Regions from separate parts of the Homo sapiens genome. Here region 1 is linked to region 2. The links are chromatin loops, found by intact Hi-C in ENCODE. Cell type or tissue: mesothelial cell of epicardium. All regions are shown on one strand. Each heading gives the region's core, and the rest is flanking DNA. Links, peaks and the distances in the headings are about the cores only.

What was found. Peaks named below come from ENCODE experiments on the same cell type or tissue, not always from the same donor. Only the 100,000 strongest peaks of a DNase experiment are listed, where the experiment ranks them.
Region 1: it touches region 2 in a loop (31-fold over the local background); 1 of 110 quality-filtered maps calls a loop at or near these places.

The regions. Positions count from the first base shown.
Region 1 is chr7:101,776,252-101,779,051 of GRCh38, reverse strand. No RefSeq gene overlaps it. Among named protein-coding and RNA genes, the nearest start is that of CUX1, 40 kb to the left of the region's middle. In mesothelial cell of epicardium, for the core only: no CTCF peak of the experiment used is centred there; no DNase peak of the experiment used is centred there.
Region 2 is chr7:101,434,136-101,436,935 of GRCh38, reverse strand. The region is part of intron 2 of COL26A1 (collagen type XXVI alpha 1 chain); the gene reads right to left. Among named protein-coding and RNA genes, the nearest start is that of COL26A1, 73 kb to the right of the region's middle. RefSeq lists an enhancer at 1-590. In mesothelial cell of epicardium, for the core only: a CTCF peak has its summit at 801 (motif pointing right); DNase peaks (open chromatin) are centred at 645 and 1,146.

The DNA.
Region 1 (2,800 bases), core at 57-2,556, 340 kb before region 2:
TCAAAGCTCGATCATGAGGCTAGGTGCTGTGGCTCAAGCCTGTAACCTCAGCACTTTGAGAGCAAAAGAGGGAGGATTGTTGAGGCCAGGAGTTCGAGCCAGCCTGGGCACCATAGCCAGACCCCCATCTCTACAAAAATAAGTAAGTAAATAAATAAATAAATATTAAAGAAAAGATTCAATCATGGACTGTGGGGCATAGAATGACTCGACTCTCTCCTGCTCGGACCAGAGGTGAGAGAAAAGAAGTGAGCTTGCTTCTCCTGTTTCCAGCGTCTAAGATCCATCTACTGCTTGGAGGTAGAAGGAGAGAAAAATGAGAAAAGAAAGAGGAAGGAAGGTGGTGGCCGGGCGCAGTGGCTCACACCTGTAATCCCAGCACTTTGGGAGGCCAAGGTGGATGGATCACCTGAGGTCAGGAGTTCAAGACCAGCCTGGCCAACATGGTGAAACCACGTCTCTACTAAAAATACAAAAATTAGCTGGGCATGATGGCGGGAGCCTGTATCGCAGCTACTGGGGAGGCTGAAGTGGGAGAATCGTTTGAAGGGCAGGTGGGGGCTGCTTCGGAGGGTCTGCGGTGGATGGCTGCGCTGCCTACGCTCTTGGGCCCTGCTCCTCGGTGGGCCAACCCCTGCCTCTCTGCCAAAGCCACCAGCCTGTGCCAGGGATGGATCCTCGGGCTTCCCTGCCGCCCTGCTGGCCTGCCAGCCTCCGCGACAGCCTTTTTCTCGTTCTGCTCGTTTCTGAAGCTTCCATTCCAACGCTTTTTGCACAGATGCCTCATGCATCAGTCCAATGCTAAAAAGATGCAGTAAGTGAAATTTTTGCCATATGTTAATACACATGTTTCAGTTTCCATAAATGCTCAGTGTGGTTTTTATGGTACGCGGGATGGTGGTGTTTATACTGTTTTGAGGGGCTTTGAATTCAAATGTGCAAATGATTTTTTTACAAGATGTGATTCGAGGGAGAGCCACAGTTGGGGTCGCCTGCCATCCAGATGGAGGAGGCTTTCGGCTGTTTTGAGTCTGCCACTTGTGACTCTGGGTAAAACCCTTCCATCCCCCGGCACCCTCTTCCTCTTCCTGCTCCCATCGCTGTGTGCCCGGTCCCGGGCTGGTTGGAGGAGTTGACCAAGGCAAGGGTATTTGGGGATCAGGGTGTGTATCATACCCTGATGGACAATCATCCAGGCCCTCACATCCCAAGTGTGACCAGATAAGCTGGTGGGACTGGGAGGAGGGGATGTCACAAAGGAAGGAAGAGGAAGGAGGAAAAGTTGCAGAAGACTGAGGGGATCACTGGAGATGCCAAGGTGTCGGGTTGGCTGAGTGTGGGTTTGTATGAGGAAAAGCTGGAGGTAAGATAGGACGGGTGGAGGGGGGAGAGCTGGCCCAATCCAGCCTCCCCTCTCACCTCTGCCCGGCTAGTGCTGTAAGTACTGCAGGCGTGCTCACTGCAGCGTGGACAGACCTCCATGCCTTCATGCGAGACGCTCTCTCTGCAGAACCTCCTTCTCCCATTTTCCAAACCTGCAAAATCCTTCCTGATCTCTCAAGTTCCCACCTCCCTCTGTCCTGCCCCTGGGTTCTGTCCAGGTCCTCTGGTGTCACATTCATTGCAGAATACATGCTCCTCTGGCCAAGGGCCTCTCTCTGTCTCTCTGAGCTCCCTAAGGATGAATGAGGCTTGCTGTTTTCTTGTTTCTTTTCTTCTTTTTTTTGAGACAGAGCCTTGATCTTGGCTCACTGCAACCTCCACATCCCAGATTCAAGTGATTCTCCTGCCTCGGCCTCCGGATGGCTGGGATTACAGACGCATACCACCACACCCAGCTAATTTTTGTATGTTTAGTAGAGATGGGGTTTCATCATGTTGGCCAGGCTGGTCTCCAACTCCTGACCTCAGGTGGTCCATCCGCCTTAGCCTCCCAAAGTGCTGGGATTACAGGCACCCGCCACCATGCCTGGCTGATTTTTGTATTTTTAGTAGAGATAGGGTTTCACCATGTTGGCCAGACTGGTCTCAAACTCCTGACCTCAGGTGACCCACCCACCTTAGCCTCCCAAAATGCTGGGATCGCAGGCATGAGCCACCATGCCCGGCTCCACTTGCCATTTTCATGTTCTGCTCCCCAGAGCTTCCAGGAAGCCCACAGAAGGGAGGAAGAGAGGTGTGGAAGGCTGGCCAGCTCTAGCACCTAGCGGGAGATCTGGAGTGGTCCTGGTCCCCTTCCTATACCAAGCCTACTATCTCCTTCCGGCCCAGGGTTCCCATGAGGAACTGAGCTGAGCTCAGCAGTCACACCCCCTTGCCATCAGCCAAAGGCCCGGGAGCGTCTGCAGCCCATCTCAGCCAGGTCTAGCCCTCCAGATCACTCTTCAGGATGATGCAGGGTGACTGTGTGGCTAGACCACTGCCGGGCACTGGGAAATGTCCTGATGGAGAGAGGGCATCTCTGAGGGCACCAATGCTCTGTCCTGGGAGGTGCAGGTGTCTTTAAGGGTGTCCTTTGAGGACAGAGGGGAGCAATAGCCCTCCCAGCCTTGCCCTACTTTGGTATCCTAGGGCCTCGTCCTGCTCCACACACTCCAGTCCTTCTCCCTGGAGCTCCCGGAGCCAGGGCACTCTGCCCTTGGTCTCCCCCTGAGAATCAGCCCTCACATGTCCACATCTGTTCCTGCCAACATCTCAGGCTTTGTGCGTGCTGGGGGGTGAGCTGATTTGTTCTAAGGGAGCCTGGGGTTGTGTATGCATGAAGGTGGGAGGGGGCGTCTCTGTTGTTTTAACAGAGCGT
Region 2 (2,800 bases), core at 153-2,652:
TCGAGACCAGCCTGGCCAACATGGTGAAACCGTCACAACTGAAAATACAAAAATTAGCCAGGCATGGTTGTGCACACCTGGAATCCCAGCTACTCAGGGGGCTGAGGCAGGAGAATTGCTTGAAATCAGGAGGTGGAGGTTGCAGTGAGCAGAGATTGTGCCACTGCACTCCAGCCTGGGGGACAGAGTGAGACTCTGTCTCAAAAAAAAAAAAAATGAAATGCTGGTGGGGAGGGCTCCCCGGAGAAATGAGGTCCCCATCACTGGAGGTGAGTAAGCAGAGGTCTTGGCTCTCTGGTCTCCAAAGTGGATGTGGCCCAAAGCGTCACGAAGTCCTGCCTCGGGTGCGGGGGGACATTGCACCATCCAGGGATCGCCTGCTCAGAATGACTCTGCCAGCCCAGAACCTTGCCTGGGGGAGCCAGATGCCCCTCCCTCACTGGGCACGTACCCCTTCTCAGCCTCCATGCCTGCCCGCCCCCGACTCCTCCCCTGGCCTCCACTTCCTCACTAGGAACCCCCACGAGGGGAGAAACAGACTGGGAGGTTCCGAGTCAGGCTGGAGACTCAACAGGAAACGAGAGTGGAGGTTTCAGAGCGGGAGGCAGGGGATTATTAATCTCTTGATTAATAGCTGCAGGCCAGCGGGGAGGGGAAAGGGGCTTCCCACTGCATTTCTGAGGCCTCCAGCCTCCCCAGAATCCAAGCTAGACGTTCCCGAGAGCCAGACGGAATGGACAGTGGGCCCAGTGGGCAGGGTCTTCTGCCAAACCTCACCTCACCCTCTGGCCCAGGGTCACAGTCCACCTGGGGGCGGTGCGGGGTGGTGCAGTGGATGCAGCCCAGACAGGCCCCCACTGCTTGGGGTGGGCAGCCATGGTGAGCTTCTCAACCCAAACAGTCCCGCTAAGGAGGAGAGGCAGGGAAGAAAGAGCATGTTTTAAGAAAGCACTTCAATCCAGGACTTTGTGTTGCCTTGCGGGCATCCATCCTGAACAGCAGGCGACCCAACCAGAGGGGGGAGGCTGGCGGGCAGGGGGCCGTCTGGCAGAGGGGAATGAAGGAGGCAGATGAAGCCCCGGAGAGTTCCGGCAAATCCCTCTGCTCAGCACATCTGGAAAAGGTTGGCTCTAATGCCATCAAAGGACTCCGAGGGGCCTGGGAGACAGCCAAGGGCAGGGGAAGCCCGGCCGAAGAAAACTTAACCCCCCGAGTCCCTGGGACTTGTCCTTCTAAGTCTATCAGGCCCCAGAGCCCCAGCCCGTCCCAGCCAGCAGCCAACCGAGGGGTTTAGGAGGGGACTAGGGTGGTGTCAGTGACACCCAATGTCCGTGACGCCCAACGTCCCCACTGCAATGAACAGAGCCCAGCCGGGGCTGTGATCCACTCCAGAGGAAGGTGGGGGGGTTCTATTTCCCAGGATGGGAAACTGAGGCACGGAGGAGGGAAGCATGGTTTGTCTGTCTGCCTTTGAGTCCCCGACCCTGGCAATAAAGTCACCCAGTCCAGTCCAGCCTCCCAGCCAGCAGGGAGGGGGTTGGCCCAGGGTGTCTGCCTCCAGCCAGGGGCTTCCTCCAGGGGCGACTACATGGCCTGAACAGCTGTCTTCTTTTTTTATTGAGATGGAGTCTCGCTGTGGCCCAGGCTGGAGTGCAGTGGCACAATCTCAGCTCACTGCAACCTCTGCCTCCCGGGTTTGAGCACGTCTTCTGTCTCAGCCTCCTGAGTAGCTAGGAGCAACCGCCATCACACCTGGCTAATTTTTGTATTTCTAGTAGAGACAGGGTTTCACTATGTTGGCCAGGCTGGTCTCGAACTCCTGATCTCAGGTGATCTGCCTGCCTCAGCCTCCCAAAGTGCTAGGATTACAGGCGTGAGCCACCACGCCCAACCCTGAACAGAGCTCTTTCCTCCTCACCAGCATCTCTTCCCCTAGTGAAATCTCCTAGTCCCCCAGGTCTCTGCTAAATGTCACTCCCAAGGGAAACCCACGGACCAGGTCTCCCTCCAATGCTGTGAATCTTTGAACATGTCCTCCCCGCATCAACCCTGTACACACGAGGAGAGGATCGTGTTCTCTCTACACACTAGTTCCTGGCCCTTCACTGCTCAGACAACATTGAATGAACAATTGAATAGATGAACACATGATCTGCAAAACCCCAGGTAAGGTCACTGTCCCCAGTACACCCAACCGGAGCAGGCAGGTGCCTGCATTCTTGTCCACATCATGCTGTTGACTGGGCACCCTGCCTCGCACCCTGTCCCCATGCTCACTAGTGAGCGTTAGTTTTGAGTGCCGCCTTCTCTCCTCACCAACACACTCACTCACACACAATACAACATTCTAATATTATTAAAAAAAAAAAAATCAGGCCAGGCGCAGTGGCTCACACCTATAATCTCAGCACTTTGAGAGATAGAGGCGGGAGGATCACTTGCGTTCAGGAGTTCAAGACCAGCCTGGGCAACACAGTGAGACCCTGTCTCTACAAAAAATAAGAACAAAAAGAAATTAACCAAGCGTGGTGGCGTGTGCCTGTAGTCCCAGCTACTCGGGAGGCTGAGATGGGAGGACCACTGGAGACCAGGAGTTGGAGGCTGCAGTGAGCCATGATTGTGCCATTGCACTCCAGCCTGGGCAACAGAGCAAGACCCTGTCTCTACAAAGACAAAGAGAAAGAGAGAGACAGGAGGGAGGGAGGAAGGGAAAAAGAGAGAGAGGTGGGGCGGGAGAGAGAGAGAGAGAGAAGGAAGGAAGGAAGGGGAGAGAAAGAACGAGAGAGAAAGAGAGACAGAG